Linked DNA regions of Homo sapiens: region 2 is linked to region 1. The links are chromatin contacts, found by Hi-C or POLR2A ChIA-PET in ENCODE. All regions are on one chromosome and are shown on one strand. The core of a region is the stretch at or near the end of the contact, and the rest is flanking DNA. Distances in the headings are between cores, read along the strand shown.

What was found. Hi-C counts contacts between places; a loop is a spot of excess contacts on that map. ChIA-PET counts read pairs that join two places held with the same protein, here RNA polymerase II (POLR2A). Pooled maps may share reads with other maps.
Region 2: a pooled map shows a loop between it and region 1 (3-fold over the local background). The contact joins two enhancer-like sites. A Hi-C loop is called at or near these places in 2 of 168 maps with a recorded cell type or tissue (B cell and Right ventricle myocardium superior), 5 of 37 single-sample maps with no recorded cell type and 3 of 50 pooled maps. POLR2A ChIA-PET finds 5 or more read pairs at or near these places in 11 of 52 experiments (AG04450, B cell, BJ and 8 more).

The regions. Positions count from the first base shown.
Region 1 is chr10:63,202,922-63,208,795 of GRCh38, reverse strand. JMJD1C (jumonji domain containing 1C) reads left to right here. Exons shown (of 26, transcript NM_032776.3): 10 at 1-2,201. Among named protein-coding and RNA genes, the nearest start is that of NRBF2, 73 kb to the right of the region's middle. RefSeq lists a silencer at 2,221-2,421. Within about 2 kb of position 1,250, at least 18 of the 41 ENCODE cell types and tissues checked have a DNase peak (open chromatin) inside an H3K27ac peak, as active enhancers do.
Region 2 is chr10:63,238,590-63,244,463 of GRCh38, reverse strand. All of the region lies in intron 3 of JMJD1C (jumonji domain containing 1C), which reads left to right. Among named protein-coding and RNA genes, the nearest start is that of NRBF2, 110 kb to the right of the region's middle. RefSeq lists an enhancer at 3,202-3,738. Within about 2 kb of position 2,528, at least 3 of the 41 ENCODE cell types and tissues checked have a DNase peak (open chromatin) inside an H3K27ac peak, as active enhancers do.

The DNA of each region.
Region 1 (5,874 bases), core at 1-2,500:
AGAAAGAAAAGCTTTTATGGAACCATTACGGTCTGTTGCATCCACATCAGCCAAAAATGACCTGGATCTAAATAGGTCACAGACTGGAAAAGATTGTCACTTACATAGGCATTTTGTGGATCCAGTATTAAATCAGTTACAGAGGCCACCCCAGGAGACTGGAGAGAGGTTAAACAAATACAAAGAGGAACACCGTCGAATTCTTCAAGAAAGTATTGATGTTGCTCCCTTTACAACTAAAATCAAGGGACTTGAGGGTGAGAGAGAGAATTATTCCAGAGTGGCATCATCATCTTCCAGTCCTAAAAGCCATATCATCAAACAAGATATGGATGTAGAACGCTCAGTATCAGATCTTTATAAAATGAAGCACTCAGTGCCTCAGAGTTTACCCCAAAGTAACTATTTCACTACATTGTCTAATAGTGTGGTCAATGAACCACCAAGATCATACCCATCCAAAGAAGTTTCAAATATTTACGGTGATAAACAGAGTAATGCCCTTGCAGCGGCAGCAGCTAATCCTCAAACTCTGACTTCATTTATAACATCTCTTTCAAAGCCTCCACCTTTGATTAAACACCAACCAGAAAGTGAAGGTTTAGTAGGCAAGATACCAGAACATCTTCCACATCAGATTGCATCTCACTCAGTAACAACCTTCAGAAATGATTGTAGGAGTCCTACCCATTTGACAGTTTCTTCTACAAATACACTCCGCAGTATGCCTGCATTACATAGAGCACCAGTATTTCACCCACCAATCCATCACAGCCTGGAAAGAAAGGAAGGCAGCTATAGTAGTCTTTCCCCTCCAACTTTAACTCCGGTGATGCCAGTAAATGCTGGTGGTAAAGTTCAAGAATCACAGAAGCCTCCAACTCTAATACCCGAACCAAAAGACTCCCAGGCAAATTTTAAGAGTTCTTCAGAACAGAGTTTGACGGAGATGTGGAGACCTAATAATAACCTCAGCAAAGAGAAAACTGAATGGCATGTGGAGAAAAGCAGCGGAAAGTTACAGGCTGCTATGGCATCTGTCATTGTGCGTCCATCTTCTAGTACAAAAACTGATAGTATGCCAGCAATGCAGTTAGCTTCTAAAGATCGTGTTAGTGAAAGATCTTCAGCTGGGGCACATAAAACAGATTGCCTCAAACTAGCAGAAGCCGGAGAAACTGGAAGAATCATTTTGCCAAATGTGAATTCAGACAGTGTTCACACAAAATCTGAAAAAAACTTTCAGGCTGTCTCACAGGGCAGTGTTCCCAGTTCAGTCATGTCTGCTGTAAATACGATGTGTAATACCAAAACGGATGTAATCACATCTGCTGCCGATACTACCAGTGTTTCCAGCTGGGGTGGTTCAGAAGTAATTTCCTCTTTATCAAATACCATTTTGGCCTCTACATCATCAGAATGTGTATCTTCAAAAAGTGTCAGTCAGCCAGTGGCTCAAAAACAAGAATGCAAGGTCAGCACCACAGCACCAGTTACATTAGCCAGTAGTAAGACAGGAAGTGTTGTTCAACCCAGTTCTGGGTTCTCAGGCACAACTGATTTTATCCATTTAAAAAAGCACAAGGCAGCATTGGCTGCAGCTCAGTATAAAAGTAGTAATGCCAGTGAGACTGAACCTAATGCTATAAAAAATCAGACACTTTCAGCCTCCCTTCCTCTGGATAGCACTGTAATCTGTAGTACAATTAACAAAGCAAACTCTGTAGGAAATGGGCAAGCTTCCCAGACAAGTCAACCAAACTACCATACTAAACTGAAAAAGGCCTGGCTCACCAGACACTCAGAAGAAGATAAAAATACTAATAAAATGGAAAATTCAGGGAATTCTGTATCAGAAATTATTAAGCCATGTTCTGTCAACTTAATAGCCTCTACATCTAGTGATATACAAAATAGTGTAGATAGTAAGATCATAGTTGATAAATATGTAAAAGATGATAAAGTCAACAGGAGAAAAGCCAAAAGAACTTATGAATCTGGCTCTGAAAGTGGAGACTCAGATGAAAGTGAAAGCAAGTCAGAGCAAAGGACTAAAAGACAACCTAAGCCAACTTACAAAAAGAAGCAAAATGATTTGCAAAAGAGAAAAGGTGAAATAGAAGAAGATTTGAAACCCAATGGAGTTCTCAGCAGGAGTGCCAAAGAAAGAAGTAAACTGAAGTTGCAAAGCAACAGTAATAGTAAGTCAGTTACTTTGTTTTATCTCAGGTAAAATGGGCTGAATGTTTTAGCTATACTAGTGTGCTGCTTTAAAGATCAGTGAGCTTAAAGGCATCCTTTGTCTTCATTTGCGTGCCTTAGCTTTATGTATATGCTCATTGATCTCATTTCTACATTTCACAAGTAAGTACCCTTTAAGAGGAAATGAGAGAACACTTATTCCTCTATTTTTAAAAGACTTGTAGAAATATATATCTTACCTGACAGTCATTGTAGGTAATTTGCGTAATTTAACGTGGAATTTAGTAGTTACTCGTAATTTTGGCCATTTCTAAGAATTGTCAAAATGCAGTTATGGCTGTCACACCAAAAGTGGATTTGTAATATCAGCTAAGATATTTACCTCTAACAAGATGTAGTCAGGAAAGAAATTCTGCTCACATACACATATTTTGAGGCAAATTTCTAGAAGATAGTTACAGTTGTCCCTGGGTATACCTGTGGGGGATTGGTTCCAGGACGCCCCCACGGATACCAAAATTCACAGATGTGCACATCCCTTATATAAAATAGCATAGTACAGTCATGTGCTGCATAACAACTTTTCAGTCAGTGACAGAATGCACAGCTGGGCACAGTGGCTCACTCCTGTAATCCCAGCACTTTGGGAAGCTGAGGCAGGAGGATCACTTGAGCTGGCGTGGTTGAAGCTGCAGTGAGCCATGATTGCACCACCGCACTCCAGCCTGGGCAACAGAGCAAGACCATGTCTCAAAAAATAAACAAAAAATGATGGAATGTATATATGACAGTGGTCTCATATAAGATCGTAAGACTGTGTTTTTACTATACCTCTTTCTTTGTTCAGATACGTAAATACTTTGTGTTACAATTATCTACAGTATAAAGTACAGTAAATACTGTACGGGTTTGTAAGCTAGGTTTGTGTAAGTACATGCTATGAAGTTCCTACAGTGAGGAAATTGCCTAATAGTGTATGACTATATTTGCATGTAACCTACACACATCCTCCCATATACTTTAAATCATTTCTAGATTCCTTATAATGCCCAACACAACGCTTACACATCACTTCATTTATGCAGGATTGAACATAGTACTCTGCACATGGCAAATTAAAGTTTTGTTTTTTTGGAACTTTGTAGAATATTTTTTCCCCCAAGTATTTTTGATCCATGGTAGGTTGAACCCATGGGTTTGGAACCCACGGTTATGGAGGGCCAATTTTACTTCAGAGTAATATGAATGTGGACTGTATTTCACTCTTATATCATCTGGTGACAAAATTGGAAGCTTATGGAAATTACTATCTATTTAATGCTGCTCATTCAAACAGTCCTTAACAATAGGTAAAAATTAACATAAGGGGAGGCTTGTGGTTTTGTGTATTCATTTCGATGTTAAAGAATTGCCATATTAATAGCTTCACAACTGATTATATATCCTTTGTGGCAACAGCTGGACAAAATAAGAGATACTTAACAGTAATATTCACTATAAAGTGTTTCTATATCATTTTACTCTAGTAGTAGTTTTTCTCAGTTTGCTTATTTCTTTTTAGGTATGTTGCACAATGCAGAAAGCACTTAGTTTCACTATGTCCGTGTGTTCATCCACATACAATATATGAAATATCTGTGACAATGTGGACACTCAAAGTACTTTCACAAGCACTTGGATGCTTGAAGGCTCCCATTTGTGCCTTTTAACTGAATGAGGTTTTCCCACATGCCTGTGTGGAAACCAGAGGCAAAGTGAAGGAGAGGAAAACAGGAGGATGGAATCATAGAAAAGGACAGTCAGAAAGTGAAAGAACAAAGGACAAACTCAACTAGAGCCAGAGACTGACAGACTGAAATGCAAGCATAGTCAGAAGACAGAGAGGGGGATTAACATCGAAGGATACCTGCCATTTACTTGAATATTGGATTATATACAGTGTTGCTTTTTCTTATGTGTTCCCCTTACTCTCCCTCACTACCCCCATGAATTCATAATAGGCTTAGTGTGAGCAATTTAATTGTTTCTCTTCTGTCTTATATGACATTTCCTTTGGTGTTGGGTGTTCAGATACTTGAGTAAAACTTAAAAAACAAAAACAAAAGATAGGTACCTTCCAGGTTTTAATGCCTAGAAAACTCTTGTGAAGTTAAATTTATGAAATTAAGTGTTAGTGAAATACGTATTCTCTTTTCATCTTGAGACGAATATACATATTCACATGTAAGAGTTCTAAGAAAAGGGCCAGAATGAGTGCCTTTTTTTCCCCCAGGTTGTAATGTTTAGTCAAATCTCCCCTGCTTGGTAACTAGCATGTAGCTTTAGAGAGGCTGTTTTATGACCCATTTGTTCACCAAGTCCAAAGTAATATTAAGTCAATATTAGATGTCATCTATTAATTGTGGACAGAGTTGACTTGCTTTTGTTCTAGGCTACCTAGAAAAGTTTTTTTTTTCTTAAATATTTTTTAGAGACAGTCTCCCTACATTGCCCAGACTGGAGTGCAGTGGATATTCACAGGTGTAACCATAGTGCACAGCAGCCTCCAACTCCTGGGCTCAGGCAATCCTCCTGCCTCAGTCTCCTGAGCACAGAAAAGTTCTTTAAGTTGGGAGTTTTCATAAGTCAGGGAACTTCTAAATATTAATGGATTATCTACTTCATGGATTAAATAATGTCTATTTTCTTTCTATTGTTTAGTAGAATTGTCATCAGTCATGGTCAATCAAAAAGAATGAGTTAGGCTTACACCTAAACTATGTAATATGATTACATACACCGTTATACATGTATAATTATATATTTTATATACACATACACATAATAGTGTGTTTCTTAGTACATTAAAGCTAGATATAATAGATTTTGTCTTATCTACTCTTTTGGAATGTCTTCCTCTCTGCTACCTTTTTGTTTCTCTTAATTAAAAGTCAGCCGCTTTTTCTCCACTAATTTTTATGTTTTATTTACTTCTATCTTACATTTTATCTAATTTTTACATTTAATTTTATGATCTGAAATTGCCACTATATTCAAATATATAAATTCTACAATACAAAACCAGTGGTTTATGATCACAGTTAATTTCTCTATCTCCAAAAAAATATTTTTTAAGGGGGTGGCATATCAGAGATTAATGTTTGGCAAGTATTTGTCTCTTACTTTCTTCCTCCCCAGTTTTCTGTTAGAGCAGCTATTTGTGGATTTGCTACTAGAGAACTAAGGTTCTTACTATAAATGAAGAAGTATCCATTGAGTTAGGTATTTTTTTGTTGACTAAGTGTCTTAATCTCAAACTTCTAGGTTTTATATATTGCCAGTAAATTATATATATATGGAATTGAAGGATGAAGTTTTATTTATTGTACAAATACTATGACAGTTAAATTCATAAAAGGAGTTAGTTGCAGTCATGTGTGGCCTTGTCTAGAAGCAAAAATTATAATATCAAAAGCTCTACGTATGAATTGGGCCTTAATGTCTTTGTACTCATTTATTCTTTTATTGAAAAAAAGCTCTAAATGCCTATTTTGTGTCACATAATTGAGATTTGCTTTGAAATGTCTGATTCTTTACTATAGTACTATCTGAGTTGTTCACAGTGGTATGGTGATCCATACTCTGAACTGTTCCATTATCTGGAATTAAAGGCATATAATAAAAAGAAATAGA
Region 2 (5,874 bases), core at 1,279-3,778, 34 kb before region 1:
CTGACTGGCGTGTTTTGGCTTTAATTAGATATTTTTGCTTAGACTTTTTAAATAATTTACCTTTCTTGTTTTCCCCAGTAGTTTGCTGCCTCCTTTTCGGCACTAAATGACATCTTAAGCCCAGATTTGCCTTGGTTCTAGTAAACAGTCAGGAGTGCCAGGAGTCCCAAATTGCAGTGGTCCCAAAGTGGAGAATATCCTGGTAGTGCGAAGACTAGCTAGGGGTTTGTGCCTCGGGTACCTGTGGAACTAATCTCCACAGCATGGTGCTGCTGAACTGCCACTCTGATATGGCATCTCCTTTGTCTAATTTATGGAGCAGAGTTTCCAGGACTGGGGATGGTAGTCCTTCTCTGCTTCCTTTGTTTCTGGCTGTCCTCAGGGATATTTCTCCCTTTGGGTGTTCCTGATGCTTCCTGTCAGTTGAGGCAGGGATAGATCTCCTGCCAGAAAACCCCAGGTGGTAGGGAAGCTGGTTGTCCACCTTGATCTTACTTTTTCCAGTGTTGTAGAAACCATAAGTTGGTGGGAAAGTGTGGTCCTGGGCAGATTGCTGGGAGGGGCACTGCAGATAGAAAGTGAGATTCTCTCTCAAAATAAATAAATAGAAAGTCCAATTCTCTTATTATCTGCTTCTGGTTTTTTCACTTCTCTGTGGCCCCAGGACTGTCTCCCTCTCATATTTGAGGTCTGGGATGTTATTGGTGATAATCTCAGCATTGTGTATTTCTTTTTTGTTTTCTACTGAGGGGAGTGAACCCAAACATTGTCATTTTGGAACTGGAAGTCTGTACTTGTATTTTTTATCAATTTAATTTGGCTGGTGGTACAAGGTGGGTATTTCTGCCTTTGTACCAAGAACTTCGAGAACTGATTTATTGCTAATATTATTTAAAATCAGAAGTTGCTTACAAATTAGTGAAAAAAAATTTTTTTTGAGACAGAATTTTGCTCTTCTTGCCCATGCTGGAGTGCAATGGCGTGATCTCGGCTCAGCGCAACTTCCGCTTCCCAGGTTCAAGCGATTCTTCTGCCTCAGCCTCCCAAGTAGCTGGGATTACAGGCATGCACCACCATGCCTGGCTAATTTTGTATTTTTGGTAGAGATGGGGCTTCTCCATGTTGGTCAGGCTGGTCCCGAGCTCCCGACCTCAGGTGATACTCCCACCTCAGCCTCCCAAAGTGCTAGGATTACAGGCGTGAGCCACCACGCCTGGCCAAATTAATCAAATTTTAAGATATAGAGAGAACCAGAATCAGCTCACAACAATTGTAGAATAAGTTACTAAATTCTATTGAGATTTTGTTGAAAGATACCTATCTAGCCATATATATATTTATATATATATATATATATATAATTTATGTTAGTGTATTTTGGCTCTTTGAGAGAAGTCAAAGTTTACATCTGTTAAAAGTCTCAGAAATTGGCAATAGAACAACAGTCCATCTTGGACTCCATTCCCAATTTTGTTGCTTACTATCTGAAATGCTATGAAAGGCATATAACCACTTAACCACTTAAATTTTTATTTTTATCTATAAAATAGGTATGATATCATTGCCATTGTCTATGAGGTAATATATATGAAAACACTTTGTACTCTAAATTTTTTTTAATAAGGAGAATATATATGGTCAGAGTTAAGAAAATAAATAGGTCTGTTTGGGTAAATCTCAGTTTCTGTTCTGTGTGCTTTCAAGAGACTCATTAGAAAAGTAATCTGTTTTTGTTTTTGAGACAGAGTCTCGCTCTGTTGCCCAGGCTGGAGTGCAGTGGCGTGGTCTCGCTTCACTGCAACCTCCGCGTCCTGGGTTCAAGTGATTCTCCTGCCTCAGCCTTTCAAGTTGCTGGGACTGCAGGCATGTGCCACCATGCCCAGCTAATTTTTGTATTTTTAGAAGAGACAGGGTTTGTTTCACCATGTTGGCCAGGCTGGTGTCAGACTCCTGACCTCAGATGATCCACCCACCTTGGCCTCCCAAAGTGCTGGGATTACAGGTATGAGCCACTACGCCCGGCCTGCTTTTTTCATGTATCCTAAACCTGCTGTGTCCGTTATTGGTAGCTACTAGTCATATGTGGCTATTTAAACGTAAATTAAATAAAACTAAATTTTAAAAAAGTTCTTCAGTCGTGCAGGTCACATTTCAAGTGCCCAGATAATCGTATGTGGGACAGTGCATGTATATACCATTTATGCTGTAGAAAATTCTTCTCAACCACTTAGCCTCTAAATGCTGAATACTGCACAGAAAATGACATCCATGTATTTTGGTACCATTGTATTGTCTCCAGTATCACCCTAGCCCTTAGTATATCATTTGGCATTCTTTTCGCATGCCCCTGTGAACTTCTGTTTCCTAAAGTAATTATTCCAAATTATCACTACTTTACTCAGCTTCCTCCTTTTCTCTTAATAGATGATCTTTCTCCTGTTGCACAAAGGAAATTGAGGTTATAAGCAGGAACCCCGTTAGCTTCCTGTTCTCATATCTATTTTTGTACCTCTCCTTACCTGCTTTCCTCTTGTCTTAGAGATGTGTCTGTTTTAACTTCTACTACTTCAGTTTTACAAATATGTATTAGATACCTGCTACATCTCAGGTACTACTTTAGGTATTTAGGGTACAGCCATGAACAAAACAAAACAAAAATTTGTTGCCTCCTATAACTTACCTTCTTGTGGGAAAAGACAGATGGCAAACAAAATAACTGTTTAGCATATTAGAAGACAGTAGTACTATGGAGAAAAGTAAAGCCTGGAAAGTGACAGGAAGTGTCAGTTGTAACAGAAAATGGATAGGCCCTAAAGCAAGAAGATTGAAAAAATAACATACTATGTGAAAATTAGTAGAAAATGATGTAGAAAGGCTATAAGGGTAAATTAAATTGGGCTTTTTAGGCTATTATAAAGACTTTATTTTTTATTCTGATTAAGCTTGGAGTGAAAGCCTTTGAAGCATTTTGAGCAGAAAAGTAATATGATAAAACTTTTTCCCTTATATAAATAATTTTAAACCTATGTAGTTATAGAATAGTAAAATGTGCTTCCATGTAGCATGCAGCTTTAACAATTATCGATTTGTGGCCAGTATTGTTTCACTTTACTGCTCGTCTTCTGTCATAGATATTCCCCTATGTATGATAGTTTGACTTAGGACTTTTTGACTTCACAAGGGTGAAAAAGGAGCATTCAGTATGTTCCTGAGCTTTCAACTTAATATTTTCAGTTTAGGATGGGTTTATCTGGATGTAACCCCTTCATAAGTCGAGCATCCGTATTTCAAAGCAGATCCCACACACTGTATTATTTTGCCCCTAAATTTCTAAGTGTGTGTGTATGTGCATAAATTAAAACAGTCTAGCTCTATAGTCGAGTCTCATTCACAGTACTTATGTTTTATAATACCGCCACTTCTCAGCAACACCAGGAATGATAAGAGTATCATAGGCTTACTCATTTGCTTTGTCTTACATTATGTAACCACTAGACTTAGAATAACAATACTAAGGTTACCACCAATGGTATAATTGCTGAAAACAGTGTATTTTTTTGTTCCAGTTCTTTTTATCCTTAGGAGATATCCCGCTGGTCATATACTCAATTTATTGTGTTTTGTAGTCGTTTGGAATTGTTCCTCTCTCTGCCTTATGTTTTAAAAAGCTAATATCTTTTGTATTCTAGAACCTGTCTTCACAGATACTTTTCTAAGTTTACCAAATCTTAAGCCTATTTTTCTTTCATTGCTTTTCTTTTCATTATATAAACTCAACCCTCTAATATAAAAAACTAAAAGTTATCACACCCAGTCTGGTTATGGCCTTATCTTACTCCTTTCCTTCATAGCTGGACTTCTTATAATGTGAACCGTTATATCTATATTTTCTTGCTTCCCAATAATATCTTCAGTTATTGCAGCCTGGTTTCTTCCTCCACTTCACAAAACTGATGTTGCTAAGATGGCTAATCATCTCTTAGTTACTGCATTTAATATTCAAGTGTGCATCACTGTCCTACTGAACCTTTGCATTTAACACTGGATCACTGTCCTTTTGGAAATTCTTTGTTCCTGTTGCTACTCTGATACTTCTCTTCAGGTTTTCCTATTTTTTTAATCAGTCTTTGCTGTATGTTTGTTCTCTCTGTAGAAGATTTAGTGTTTATGTGATTTTTTTTTGTAGTGCTCCTTATTTTCTGTAGTGTTCCTTTTTGGTTTTTTCCATTTCACTACTCACCCTAAGCCGTGTCACATTTCCACTGTCTTTTAAAACCCTGTCTTCTGAATCCAAAACTCCAGACCTCTCTGCTCTACCATTATTTAATAACTGTTTACTAAGCATCTTCTCTGTGCCAGGCAGTATTCATACAAAATTTCCTGCCCCCATGGAGTTAAAATTCTGGAGAGGCCAGGTAGATAATAAGTGTAATAAGTAACTTATATAGTGTGATATACAATGTAATAAATGCGATGACAAAATGAAAATGTAAAGCAGTGTAAGATCAATAAGGATTGGGGAGGGGAGAAGCAGATATTTAATAGAATGTTCAGAGTAGATATCATTGAAAAGGTGAAACCCATGTCTTCTGCTGTCTATTTACTGTATTCACATTCAACCATCAGACCTTGATTTCGTTTTTCTTCCTGATCATTCTGTATCCCAGCTAATGAGATCAATCACATCTATGCCAGTTTGTCACTTAAATCAACATGTAGGGCCAGGAGCGGTGGCTCACGCCTATAATCCCAGCACTTAGGAGGCCAAGGTGGGTGGATCACCTGAGGTCAAGAGTTTGAGACCATCCTGGCCAACATGGCAAAACCCCCGTTTCTACTAAAAATACAAAAATTAGCCGTGTGTGGTGGCACATGCCTGTAGTCCCAGCTACTCAGGAGGCTGAGGCAGGAGAATTGCTTGAACCCAGGAAACGGAGGTTGCAGTGAGCCAAGATTGTGCCACAGCACTCCAGCCTGGGTGACAGAGCGAGACGCAAGTCTCAAAAAAAAAATCAACATGTAGGAATGTTTTAGGTCTCTCTCTTGCCCTTACATATTAGTCTCCCAGAATTACTAATTCTGCCTCTTTAACTTTGCTTAATCTGTCCCTTCTCCTCTATCGTAAGGCTCCCATCCTTACCCGCCTAGACTATTACAGAACACTCCAAACTACAGTCTTTCAGTTTTCTTCCTCACCTACTCTGCTGTCCTTAATTCAATCCATACCAGTGTACTTGTCCCTATATTCCATATTGTTTCACCCATCTATTCTTGCGTATGAATTTTCCTCTGTCTGAAAGACCTTCTTTTCTGATCTCTTATTATCTGGCAGATGCCCTTGCAGTTTTGAAGTTCCAACTCAAAAACCTTGGTTTCATACTTTTCTTGAGTCTCAACTCAAATATTTCCTTCTCTGTAAATCCTTTCCTGACACACCTAACTAGGTCACCCGCCAACCCATTTTGTCTCACCTTTGTATCCTAGAGGATACAAAGATACTTTAATCTGTATCGTATTTGTGTGTCTGTCTCAATTCCACTGGATTGTAAGATCCTTGAGGTCAGGAACTTTGTCTTAGATATATTGCCAGTGCCTTGGCACAGTAATTGATACCAGGTGTTCAAAATCTTGTTGAATGAAATATATTCCTAATAAATTTTAGTAATGAGAGCCTCCTAGTCCCACACTTAGACTATTTCAAACATAATTCCAACAAGCTGTCAAATCTAGTTTCCCTTACCATAGCATATGAGAAGCCAACACTTTAAAAAGTGGTGATGGTAGATTGGCAGCTTGACAGCATGAGGTTATGGAAGAACTAAAAAACAGTTACAACTAAAATTTTGTCTTTCTGGAACAATTTGTTATAGAGGT